Regions from separate parts of the Homo sapiens genome. Here region 2 is linked to region 1. A link is a loop called in an ENCODE intact Hi-C map of the cell type or tissue named here. Cell type or tissue: GM12878. All regions are shown on one strand. Each heading gives the region's core, and the rest is flanking DNA. Links, peaks and the distances in the headings are about the cores only. Region 1 holds the start of LOC124900793 (a long non-coding RNA gene). Region 2 has its middle 140 kb from the start of HHIP.

The links. Peaks named below come from ENCODE experiments on the same cell type or tissue, not always from the same donor. Only the 100,000 strongest peaks of a DNase experiment are listed, where the experiment ranks them.
Region 2: it touches region 1 in a loop (6-fold over the local background); 1 of 110 quality-filtered maps calls a loop at or near these places.

What each region holds. Positions count from the first base shown.
Region 1 is chr4:144,968,179-144,974,793 of GRCh38, reverse strand. It overlaps LOC124900793 (a long non-coding RNA gene), which reads left to right and starts at 2,509. Exons shown (of 2, transcript XR_007058293.1): 1 at 2,509-2,880. In GM12878, for the core only: no CTCF peak of the experiment used is centred there; a DNase peak (open chromatin) is centred at 4,003; H3K27ac peaks cover 1,898 bases.
Region 2 is chr4:144,785,076-144,791,690 of GRCh38, reverse strand. No RefSeq gene overlaps it. Among named protein-coding and RNA genes, the nearest start is that of HHIP, 140 kb to the right of the region's middle. In GM12878, for the core only: a CTCF peak has its summit at 4,105 (motif pointing right); a DNase peak (open chromatin) is centred at 4,112.

The sequences.
Region 1 (6,615 bases), core at 2,639-5,138:
TTCCATGTGTTTGAATCTTTAATCTTTCAATAATGTTTTATTGTTTTCTAGAGAGATATTTTATGTGACTTTTGTAGATTTATTCCTAGGAATTTGATAATTTTGATGCTATTATAAATAGTGCTTTTACAAATTTGTTTTGGTAAGTGGAAATAAAATTTATTTTTGTGTCTTGACTTTGTATTGGCAATCTTTAACTTATTGTTTAATTAGAATAATTTAAATTTTTACATCTGTAAATAAAGGCTATGTTGTTCCTTCTTTTTCTTTTCTCGTGTCTTTTATTTATTTTATTTTCTTATTGTACTCGCTAGGCCCCGCAGTAAGGTATTAAATAGAAATCTGAGATGTCGTATTAAGCAGCCATTCTTGTTTCTGATCACAATGTGAAAATTTTCAGGATTTCATGATTTTGTATGATGTTTGCTTAGGTATTTTGGAGAAATCCTTAATCAAATTAATGCTATTTCCTAGTTTACCAAATGTCTGTCTGCTTGTTAATCATGAATGAATATCGAGTATACAAAACTTTCCTTGCATCTACTGAAATTACCATATGTTTCCCTTTATTATTATGTTGAATTATATTGGTTGATATTTGAATGTTAAATCAACTATCGATCCTGGAATAAATCCAGCTTTGTTATGGGCAGTATCCTTTTGTGGGAATCACTTAATTTTGTTTGCTAATAATTTGCTGAGGAATTTTTTATCTATGTGTATCACAGGATTTTTGCATTATGAGTGAGATTGACCTGTGATATTCCTTTTTTTGTATTTTTCTTGTCACATTTTTGTATTGAGATCAGTTTGGCCTCAAAAAATAAAAAACGTTTTAAATTTTTTTCTATTTTCTGGAAAAATTTGTGTGAGATTAGAATAATTTCTTAAATTATTTGTAAAATTCACTGATGAAGACATAGATTGAATTGATATATCTATATAGAAAACTATTTAGATTTTTGTACATCTTCTTGTGTAAGTTTTGGAATTTATATTTTTCTGAGAGTTTATCCATTTCCTATACATTTTCAAAATTATTGGCATAAATTTATTTATATTATCATTTTATGATCTTTATAATGTCTGTAGAATATGTAGTGTTAGACTCCTCATCGTTCCTGATATTGGTTATTTGTGACTTCTCTTTTTTCCTCTTTATCAATCTCATCAAAACCTTATCCATTCTTTTGGTCTTTTCTAAGAACAAACTTGTGGGTTTATTGATCCCTTCTGTTGCATATATTTATTTTATTGTATTAATTTCTGCTTATTATAATTATTAGTTTATATTGAAGAGGTACATGTGTAGGTTTGTTACATAGGTATATTGCATGATGCTGAGGTTGGGGCTCCTAGTGATTCCGTCACCCAGGACATAAACATAATACTCAATAGGTGGTTCTTCAACCCTTGCATTCCTCCCTCCTTCCCCGCGTTTGGAATCCAGTGTTTATTGTTACTATCTTCGTGTTCATGTGAATCCAGTGTTTAGCTCCCACTTCTAAGTGAGAACATGCAGTATTTGGTTTTCTATGTCTGCCTTAATTTGCTTAGGGTAATGGCTTCCAGCTGCATCCATGTTGCTGAAAAGTACATGGTTTGGTTATTTTTTATGGCTGCACGCTCTTCATTATTTTCTTCTATTTTCTTTGGGCTTAACTTACCTTATTTTTCTAACATTTTGAAATGGATACTTAGATTAATGATTTTTAGCATTCTTTTCTAAAATATATACTTAAAGGCTGTAAAGTTTCCTCCAAGTGCAGCTCTAGTTTATCTTATATGTTTTGACACTTAATTATTCATAATTATTCAGTTACAATATTTTCTAATTTCTATAAGAATGGCTTTTTTTGACCCACAGTTTATTTAGAAGCATGTTGCTTAATTTTCTCCTTAAATATATAGAGATTTTCAAGGTATCCTTTTATCATTGACTTACAGAATAATTGCTCTGTGGTCAGGGAACATTTTTTGAAATTTGTTGAAACTTGCTTTAATATCCTAGCATATGCTCAATTTTTATTAATGTTTCATGAAAATAGTATTTACCCTTGAGTTTTGGGGTGCAGTGTTCTATGTATGTCAAGTAATTAGGTTTTTTAGTGTATCATCCAATATTTTAATACTACTGATTTTTGTGTCTGCTTGGTCTATCGGTTAATAAGAAAGTTGTATGAAACTCTTCCATATGATTGTGGATATGTCTGCTTTTCCTTATAATTCTGTCAATTGTCTCTTTATATGTTTTGAGGCCATATTTGTAAGTACATACATATTTAGAATTATTGTATCTTTCTGGCAGATCAAACCAGAAATTTTGAAGTATTTATGAATTATACTTATGAAGTATGCTTATTTTCAAGTGTACATTTTTAAATCTGTAGTCATGTTTTCTGCTATAAAATCTACTTTGTCTGATTTAATAAAACTATACTAGTTTCTTTTGATTAATGTTTGAATGCTATGTTTTTTTCCATTCTTTTATTTGCTACCCTTTTGCATTCCTGTATTTATTATATGTTTTCTGTAAACAAAATATAATTAGGTTTTGTTTTTTACTCAGTCTGACTCTGATGAGACAAAAATTGATATGGCTTATTTGGAAGACACTGCCTCCCAAACCAATACAAGTAAACATCTAGGTGACAGAAAACTTTAGAAAGATAGTTTGAGGCCAGATTTTGGAGAGTCTTTCAGTATCAAAGTAAAAATTTCTGTTTGTATCTTCTAAGTTCCAGGGAACCATTGAAGGATTTTTATTTTTTTATTGTTATTATTTTCATTAAAGGGTTTTAAACAGGTGAACAATACGTCTTTTAAGAAGGTTAAGTCAACAAGATTCAAATGGAGCAGCAAGCACTAGAGACAATAAAGGTAGGGACTGAAATTCTTTTAATAAGGTAGCACTTAGGACAATAGTACCTGATACATAGTAAGCTTGCAATAAAATATTTGATAACGAAAGGAAAAATCCATGTGTGATGTGATGACCAGCCAACCCAAACAGGGGTGTGGCAGTGGAAGTGGCAAGGAATGACTGGATATATACAATACAATAGACAGAACTCATTGACTGCTTATGTGTAAGTGAGCAGAAATTTCAAGTTTATGTTAAAGTTAATTAACAGATATGAATATCATGCTAAGATATTTATATAGGTGTCTATTACATGGGAGCCTCAGAAGAATAAGTAATGGAACAGTGGTGAATATATTGATCATTAATCTATAAGGCATTACAAATATATATAAGAAAACATGTAAAGATGAATATATCCTATTTCTTTACCACTGCCACCCCTAACTTTAAAACTATCACGTGAGCTTTGGTGTGTAGAGCAACATCCTCTAGATGCTATATAGGGTAGTAACTTGCTCTACGTCTGTGTTTTTGTAGGCCCTTTTGATGAAAGAGCATCAGTTTACACATTTCTGAGAGGAGGTGTTTTCCTGCAGTAGCTAAAATGTGCATTTACAACTTTATATTTATTATTACACGGTGCCAATGCAAGCCAGTGGCAAATAATTCAATGTTTTCTATTTCTGATTTTGCCTTGATCGTCCCCAAAAGTGCAGTTATTAATCCTTCTCTTAACAGTGGCTCTCCATTTTTTATTTTTATGTATATTAAGGAATTCAGAATTTGTAGTAGTTATCAAATTTTTAGATTTTAGACTCAGTGAAAATATGTGATAATTCTTTTTGTCATAATTATTTAGTAATCTCTGTAAGACACTTTCATTATGTGAATTTCTTGGGTATTTCTATGGGTTTTTCCACCCAGTGTGGATTGTTTTCTCTTTTGTTTTAAACCTTGCATTGTGAGCTTATCTTCAGCAGGGCTTTGTCTGTAAAACTCCTGTGCAGCCTGGGTTAAGAATTGTCTTTCAGAATAGTTTTGGGTTTACTTCTGCATGTACTCTCTAGAGATCCCTGGCTTGGGACCTATTTCTTTGTAATTTCTTGACTTGTGGCTTTCTAGGCCACATTTGAGATAATTTCAATCCTGTATGAGTTCAGGCTCATATTATGGATTCTCAAGAGATTTCTTTTCCCCACCTAGAGCCCAAGCATAGAAGAACCAGTTTCACTATTGTCTATTGTCTTCTTTTGCTGGTGGCCAGAGAGTTTAGCTCTTCGAGTTTTATACAGAGATCTTAGTTTCAGTATGCCACATTGCAAGAGTTAAGTTCTCATCTCCTATGTTTTTTCTTTTTCACATTCCCTGAAAAATCAAACTCCTAGATGACAACTCCTACTCACCACCCACCATCGAGGCAAACACAGGATAGACTACTCATGTGCCAGTCCGGTTTTCAGTTGCTTCATTATTCCTGGCATCTGTATATTTTTCTTTTATATGAGCTCAGCTAAGCATTATAAGTTCATGTATTTTTTCCCAGCATTTCCAGTTTATCTAGCAGGAGAGTTTTTATGTATAGTTTTCCATATTACTGAAACTCAAATCTGGAATTCTTTCCACATCTGTAAAGTCTTTTTTCACATGTTTCTAAATATCCTTGACTTGATTTTTTTTTTAAAGAACATTACATTTCACAGTTGTTGTGGCCTTAAAATGGTATTTCCCATCTTTTGGATTTAATTTAAGAAGTAGGACCTAATTCTAATATCATTAAACCTTGCCACTTCATAAATTCTACTCAAAGGCACAAAGGGAATAATTAAGTCTGAAGATTGATAGAAGACTGGCTGTTTTAACTTAGCCTGAGGAAGTAACCCTGAAGAATGCACCCCATGTGAATAAATAACAACAAATTCAGTGTGATTACCTTGAGTTCTACGAAACAGGGGAATTGAGAAATGAGAACACAGGGGGGTTTCAATTACATTTGTAATGTTTCATTTCTTAAGCCGGTAGTATATACCCAGGGGTTCATTATATGCTCTACCATTTTTAAAAATTTGAAATATTTGATAATAAAAATAATTGTTAAAGAAATTATCACCATAATGCAAACAGTACCACATCTTTAATTTCATATAACATAAGATATACAGGGCATTTGGCATTTGTCATGTGTGCTTGTCAAGTGAATAGATAATTTTTCATCCCAAAGACGTCAGAGAGTAAGTTGTTCTTTCAGCAACTGTTAAGATTTAGTTATCCCCATACTAGACTCTCTTTTCTCCCATGCCTGTTGAAAATATCACACGACTGACAACAAGATCCAGTCTATCCAGCGAGTATGCTATTTCCAACTTGGGAAGTAATTCCAGCATTATCTGGAATAGTAATAGGTTGAATTTGAATCGTATTCTTTGCTAAAAAGGTCCTTTTAAGTGTTTTTGCAATAAAGTTATCTGCTGATTTTATTTTTTTGTTCATGTGAATTACAAGTGTTGTTATTTGGTGATCTTGTTCACTTACATCTTTTAATACTAAAATATGAAAAAGGAAGAAAAGATTGCCATTTAGAGGGACCCAGGTCCCTTTGAATGTCTACTTAGGCCTGACACCCTGCTTGATTCCTTGCATAAACTGTTTCTCATCCTCACAACATTAAAAATAGTTAACATTTACTGAGCACTTTCTTTGTGCCAGTCACATGATATTCTTTATGTAATATTTAATTCCTACAACATTCCTACAAAATAGGTCTTATTATCTCTCTTTCAGATTGGAGAAAACAGCTTAGATGAATTCGACTAAGTAATAGAACTACTAAATAGAATATTTATCTTTGAGTAACTCTGAAATAACTCCCCCTATATACGTATGCATGTATGTACGTGTATGTGTTAGACTATCTTTCTATCATCTCTTCTACATAATATTGTCTAGTATCGAATACCTCATAGCAATAATTTGACATCACTTGGGCATCAGAAAGATTCATGTCACTGTTACAATACGTAGGTAGGATGTAGCTGCTTCTTATTTACAAACAGTAGCTAAGACAAAAATATAAGGAATGGATGAGCAGTCGAAAGAAAGCTGGGTGATTAGGACAGAGGAGTGGTTGGAGGGCAGAATGCTATAAGAAATCAGCTGCCTGAGGCTAGGTGGTAGAATACTTATTGATGTTGATGGTATGTGTGGATAAGTTAGGTATGTAGCCTCTGGTTTTATGTTTTCTGCCATACCAAAGACAAAAGGACAATGTTGTCCTGGGATCCTCACCTTTGACCTAATCAAATAAAATCTTCTCTCTTCACTTCACTTGTTAGGGAAGAGGGGTGATGCAGGAAGGAGACAAAAAATTAAAAAATGAAAAGAAGGCCAGGCTATATTGTTTCCTATTTATTTGGCAGATAAGCTCATTGCTTTTCAGAAAAAAGAGGAAGGAAGGATGGAGGGAGAGATAAAAGGATGGAGAGGTGGAGAGGAGGAGATTGATTTAATACAGAGAAAAGTATTAAATTGTATTTCTGTGACTTCTTAGTGAATATTAAGACATTTTGTGACTTTACAACTTTGTTTAGAAAATATTAATGTGATTTAATCTAAACTGAGCCGTGTAAAGCATGATGTGTCTCTTTTTCCCCCGTCCTTCTTAGAGAAATTCATGTATCTCCAAACTTCATCTTGAACTATTGAATTTACTTCATACTGAGGCTTGTGTTTAATTATTTTGGCCTTGTGTAAGT
Region 2 (6,615 bases), core at 2,611-5,110, 180 kb after region 1:
GAAATCACCCGTCTTCTGTGTCACTCATGCTGGGAGCTGTAGACTGGAGCTGTTCCTATTCGGCCATCTTGGAACCAGAAAAGTCTTTTGATAAAATTTAACACCACTTCATGTTAAAAATTCTCAAAAAAGTAGCTATTGAAGGAACATATCTGAAAAGAATAAGAGCCATCTATTCTTAGCCCATGGCTAAGATTATACTGAATGGGCAAAAACTGGCAGCATTGCCTTGAAAACTGACACAAGACAAGGATGCACTCTTTCACCACTGATATTCAACATAGTATTGGAAGTCCTGGCCAGGGCAATCAGGCAAGAGAAAGAAATAAAGGTCATCCAAATAGGAAGAGGGAAAGTCAAACTATTCCTGTTGGCAGACAACATGATTCTATATCTAGAAAACTTCGTAGTTTCAGCTCAAAAGTTTCTTAAACTGATAAACAACTTCAGCAAAGTCTCAGGATATAAAATCAATTTGCAAAAATCACCAATATTCCTATATATCAACAACAGTCAAGCCAAGAGCCAAATCAGGAACACAATCCCGTTCAAAATTGCCACAAAAAGATTAAAATAACTAGGAATACAGCTAACAAGGGAGGTGAAGATCTCTACAAGGAGAACTACAAAACAGTGCTCAAAGAAATCAGAGATTACACAAAGGGAAAAATATTTCATGCTTATGGAAAAGAAGGGTAAATATTGTAAAAATGGCCATACTGCTCAAAGCATTTATAGATTCAGTGGTATTCCTATTAAACTACCATTGAGATTCTTGACAGAATTAGGGAAAAAAAAACTATTTTAAAATTCACATGGAACCAAAAAAACTGCCTAAATAGCCAAGGCAATCCTAAGGAAAACAAAAACAAAAACAACAACAACAACAACAGAAAAACCCAGAAAACAAAAATCAAAGCTGGAGGCATCATGCCACCCGACTTCAAACTATACTACAGGGCTATAGGACCAAAACAACTGGTACTGGTACAAAAACAGTTGCATAGACCAATGGAACAGAATAGAGAACCCAGAAGTAAGGTCACCCAACTACAGCCATCTGATCTTTGGCAAACCAGACAAAAACAAGCAATGGAGAAAGAATTCCCTATTCAATAAATGGTGCTATGATAACTAGCTAGCCATATGCACAAGATTGAAACTAGACCTCTTTCTTACACTATATACTATATATATATATATATATATATATATATATATTATATATATATACATATATATATATATTTATATATTTATATTTATAGAAAAATTAACTCAAGATGGATTAAAGACCGAAATGTAAAACCCAAAACTATCAAAACCCTGGAAGGCAATCTAGGCAATAACATTCAGGACATAGGAACAGGCAAAGATTTCATGATGAAGATGCCAAAAGCAATTGCAACAAAAGCAAAAATTGATAAATGGGATCTAATAAAATTAAAGAGCTTCTGTACAGCGAAGGAAAGTATCAACAGAGTGAACAGATAACCTACATAATTGAAGAAAGTTTTGTAATGCATGGATATGACAAAGGTCCAATATCCAGCATCTATAAGGAACTTAAGCAAATTAACAAGCAAAAAAACAAACAACCCCATTAAAAAGTGGGCAAAGGACATGAAAAGATACTTTTCAAAAGAAGACATACAATCATATGAAAAAAACCTCAACGTCATTGATCATTAGAGAAATGCAAATCAAAACAACAATGAGATATCATCTGACACTAGTCAGAATGTTTATTATTAAAAAGTCAAAAAATAACAGATGCTGGCGAAGTTTTGGAGAAAAAGGAACACTTATACACTGTTGTTGGGAATGTAAATTAGTTCAACCATTGTAGAAAGCAGCGTGATGATGCCTCAAAGTACTAAAGACAGAAATACCATTTGACCAAGAAATTCCATTACTGGGTACATGCCCAAATGAATATAAATTATTCTATTATAAAGACACATGCATGTGTATGTTTATTGCAGTATTATTCACAATAGTGAAGACATGGAATCAACCTAAATGCCCATAAGTGATAGACTGGATAAAGAAAATGTGGTACATATACACGGTGGTACATGGACTACTACACAGTCATAAAAAATAATAAGATTATGTCCTTTGCAGGAGCATGAATGGAGCTGGAGGCCATCATCCTTAGCAAACTAACACAGGAACAGAAAACCAAATACTGCATGTTCTCACTCATAAGTGTGAGCTAAATGATGGGAACACAAGGACACATAGAGGGGAACAATACACACTGGAGCCTTTTGGAGGGTGAGGGTTGGATCAGGATAAATAACTAATGGGTACTAGGCTTAATACCTGCGTGATGAAATAATCTGCACAACAAACCTCCATGACACAAGTTTACCTATATTAACAAACCTGCACATGTACCCCTGAACTGAAAATAAACATTAAAAAAAGGGTGAAGAAAACCAAATTACAAACAAAAATCGATTTATTCTTTTAGTTTTACCTATGTAATTATCCTTACAGGTGCTCATTTTTTTCTGCATGTGGATTTGAGTCACCATCTGGATTCCTTTAATTTCACCCTGAAGAACCCCCTTTAGTATTTTTTGTAGGGTAGGTCTGAGGTTCTTATACTGGTTTCTCATTTACTTCCTTTAGAAAGGAGACCATGTAATCATATAAATAGTTATGAAAATTGTTACGAAAGAATGATAAATTATAAAACAATAATTATATTTCACATTCTTTTGGAAATACAGTAGGTCTTTTATTACAAATATATTTCACATTCTTTGGACATACTGTAGTTCCTTTATTTTGAACCAGTTTTAAAGATTCTCTTGTTTTTAAAACTTTAAAAAACGTGTTTTTCTGTTAGAGTGATGGAAAAACTTCTTGAATGTAGCAATACAAATAATTAAATTATAAAAAGCACTTTAGTCTCAAATTATGAAATAAATTCTTTGTGAAATCAAATCTGGATCTGTAAACAATGGTGTTTGTTTAAAAAAAACTGAACAAGTAATGGAAAGTTTGGATAAAGGCACAGAGCATAATTCTTGAATACTGAGTGGTAAGATGATCTTTCATAACTCCCTTCAAAGTGTTTTATACATATAAACTTAAACCTCACATGTGTTCATCTGTAGATCATTTATCCACAAGTGTCTGTCACTAGATCATTTACCCCAGAGACAGGAGATACAATTGAAGATGTAACTAATGGGATCTGGAATAATAGCTTTCTAACAGAAGCAAATGTTATTTCCCTTTGAATAGCCTTGGGCTTTTAGAAAGAGCTAATAGGTGTTTGCCTAGGACCATATGCACTTACCTATGGACAAAGAAGACTCTAAAATAGCCTTTGGCTAATAGCAAGTGTGTTTAGTGACACTGTATTATAGAAACATCTCCATGTGCAGTGTGTAGTAATTCCACACTTTTTTTGCTTTGGTCGCTCAAAGACATTCATGTTTTCTTAGCCAGGTAGGCAGGGAGGCAAGTCTACTCCTTCAGGTCACTGAGGAATTGATTGCTGTCATAACATATCTGTTGGTATGACTGGGACCAACCATGCAATATTGATCTTACTCAAGAATTGAACTTTGATCAAAGTTGTTCTGAGAAGTTTTCTCTCAGCATGACTCATCAGGAAGTTTTCTTAGAAACTTAGTGGCTATCTGTGAGGTCTGGCCACTGATGATCTATCTTCTTGTTGAGGCAAGATTTTTTATCTTAGCCAACTAAAGAAATCCCTTCTATAAAGAGTTCTTCTGCTGAGCCTTTGGAGGATTAAGTGCCTTCTGCAAGGGGAAGCTGGTATGGATCTGGTTTATTTCTTAACTCTGAGGAGTCCATTTTGAAAACTATCAACTAAAGCAGATTAACAAAAGCTATTTTTGGATTCTACCCGTAGTTCCCAGTGCTTAAACACAAGTCTTTCCTACCCTGAATGTGATACATTTGAACAAGGAAAACTAAAATGACCCATTTGATTAATCTTAAAATTTTATGAAAGTTAGTTTCAAAATATGATTTTTGAAGGGAGAGTGTGTTGATAAGAGGATCTGTTTTTGTAGGGTCTTTCCATTTGGCAGGTTACCTGAGGACTGGTTTATTTACTTCTTCCACTAGGTGGCAGGACTTTTAAGCAATGTTGCAAATGTGTCCCAGAGAGTCCTCTTGAAACAGAGAAGTTAGAATTGTCAACATTTGATACAAGTCAAGAAGTTTAACTTTCTTATGCTCCTGGGCTTCTAAGATTACCTTGTTCCACATTTCTCCCCATAATGCAGTTTATTTTTCCAGGCAAGTAATGCATTAAGAATGTGTTTTCACTTTTGGCATCATGTCACAATTGCAGAAGTGATTTTATTCTCAGATCTTTGACTGAAACATCTGTGATATCTTGTTTTCAGGAGGAAAGAGAGGTGCACTATAGATTTTGAAATATCAAAAGACATTTCCATTTTCATTTTCATCTAAAATGGCCATGGAGGAAGATGAAGTATTGGTGTTGATAGGACAGGGTTGGAGTGTTTAGACCTGAATAGAATGAAAATACATAAAAAGAAATAAAAGGAATGGTATTAAGATGTGTCAAACTACAAATGTAGGAGAAAGTCAGTTGCTTCTGTGAATTAGTATCTTGTGAATTATTGGGTCCAAAGTATGTTTTGCTACATTTTCATTAGTGAATAATGGCCTTTTTGGCTCATGATTCAATGTGAGTGGCATTTGGGGTGATCCTGGCTAATTGAGAAATTAGTCAAGATGCTTTTGAAATCATGTCATCAAATACAAGTGAAAAATATTTTCCTAGCTATCTGAAAATAAACTTGTGAAAAATGAAAAGGTCAAATTGCCATAAACTCTTTTGGTTTTTGTTATGGGCAGTTGTGAATAGCACCACTCACTCTCAGATAACTGGAGCTTGAGTTACATGAAATAAGCCTTTGGAATTAAGTTAATGGGTGGTCTTTACTTTAGTTTGTTACTCTGGCACTTGGGTACCAATACTTAATATTCATGATTAAATCCAAGGAGAAAAATGCTTAAAATTACAACCTCCTTTTGTGTTTGGAGAAGAATCTCATTTCAGCCAAACTTTTTATTTAAGCAACATGTTTTAACTCTCCTTAGTGGAGAAGAGGTAGAGTTCCAAGTACTATTAAATGTTTACCTTTGGTTTACTTGCTGTAGAGTGTGACAACTTTGCAGATGTGTTTCCGACACAAAGAGACAAGGAACCTGCTTTTCTGTCTCTCTCTCAACACAAAATCTCACAAAAGCCTGTATAGTGCAGATAGAGCTGTTGGAAACATTCAGGCACAGAAACTCCCCAAACACGTAATCACTTGTCTCCTAGGTGGCTCCTGTGAATGACTGGCTTTCACAGACAGGTGCTTTTATTTAGAAATACATCCTATGAAGACAGCCAAAGGTGCAAGGTGTTCTTCCTGTCAGGGCGAGTGATGGGTACAGTATGAAGGAGTAAATGCGTGGGATAGTGGAGAGTTGAAAGCTGAGCTGTTCTAATCCCTTGGAGCAGGACACCTGGAAGCTCCTCCTGCTTCTTCCCTTTCACAGCCCCTGGTTTTGCCAGATATAGGAGGGTGGAGGGAAGTACATAAATAGTGTATTTATGTGGATGGGGGATGGAATGAGGGGGATGTTTGGGGAGTTTAATCCCAGCCAGGAACATCAAAAAGGTACTGGGGTGGTTCTTTGATTTTCACTTTAGTGGCCTTTACACTCTATGCCTGCTTTTGACTCACTGCTCTGATGGCCATGCCTCTACTTCCTGCCTCTTTGGTCCTTGAAACTCTCTAGGTTAAAGCCAGAGTGCAGTAGGAAAATATTATTTGAAAAGAATGGCCAGTGCGATGAGGCCATCTCAGTAAGATGTGTAATCCCTTTGGCAACTTTTGAAACATTGGTTGTATCTTCCACAAGAAAGACCATACATTACTCTCTTGCAAAATAAGAATATTCTTTTCTCCCTTATTTTGAATTTATGTTAATACCCATCAAATTTAATAATTTGTGCTTGACAGTTTAATTAAAGTATTATACTTACATGACTCTGTATGTACTTTGTCTAGAGTAAGGAAACCTAACTTAGATACTGGTTAATAAGCTGAATCTTTTCTATGAGGCAAAATACAGTATAAATATACTCATATGTTATAGAGGAAAGACTTTGGAATTACACACATTTGTTTTAAATTTAGATTCCAACGTTTATTACATATGTGACTTTGAGTAAGTTATTAAACTTTATGCCTTGGTTTTCTACCTCTGTTGATGAAAGAGGTTATTAATATCTTTCTTTTAGTGCTGTGATATTAAATGAAGCAATGAATGTTAAACATGAAGCATTCATTCAAATATAGAGATAGGCTCAATGCATGCTAGCTACTTCCTTCCACAGTCTATGGTAGAATCTGTTTCAAAACGAAGATTAACCATGAAGTAATGCTTTCAAAATGTTATATTCTTGGCTAATTTTTAATCATTGTAGAAAAAATTCCTTAGATGCATTTAAGTTTTCTGCTAATGGCACACTCTCCTGAAAGAAATTCCGGGCAGAGAAAACAGCAGCTAAAGACAATGTTTGGTGAATGAGAAAAA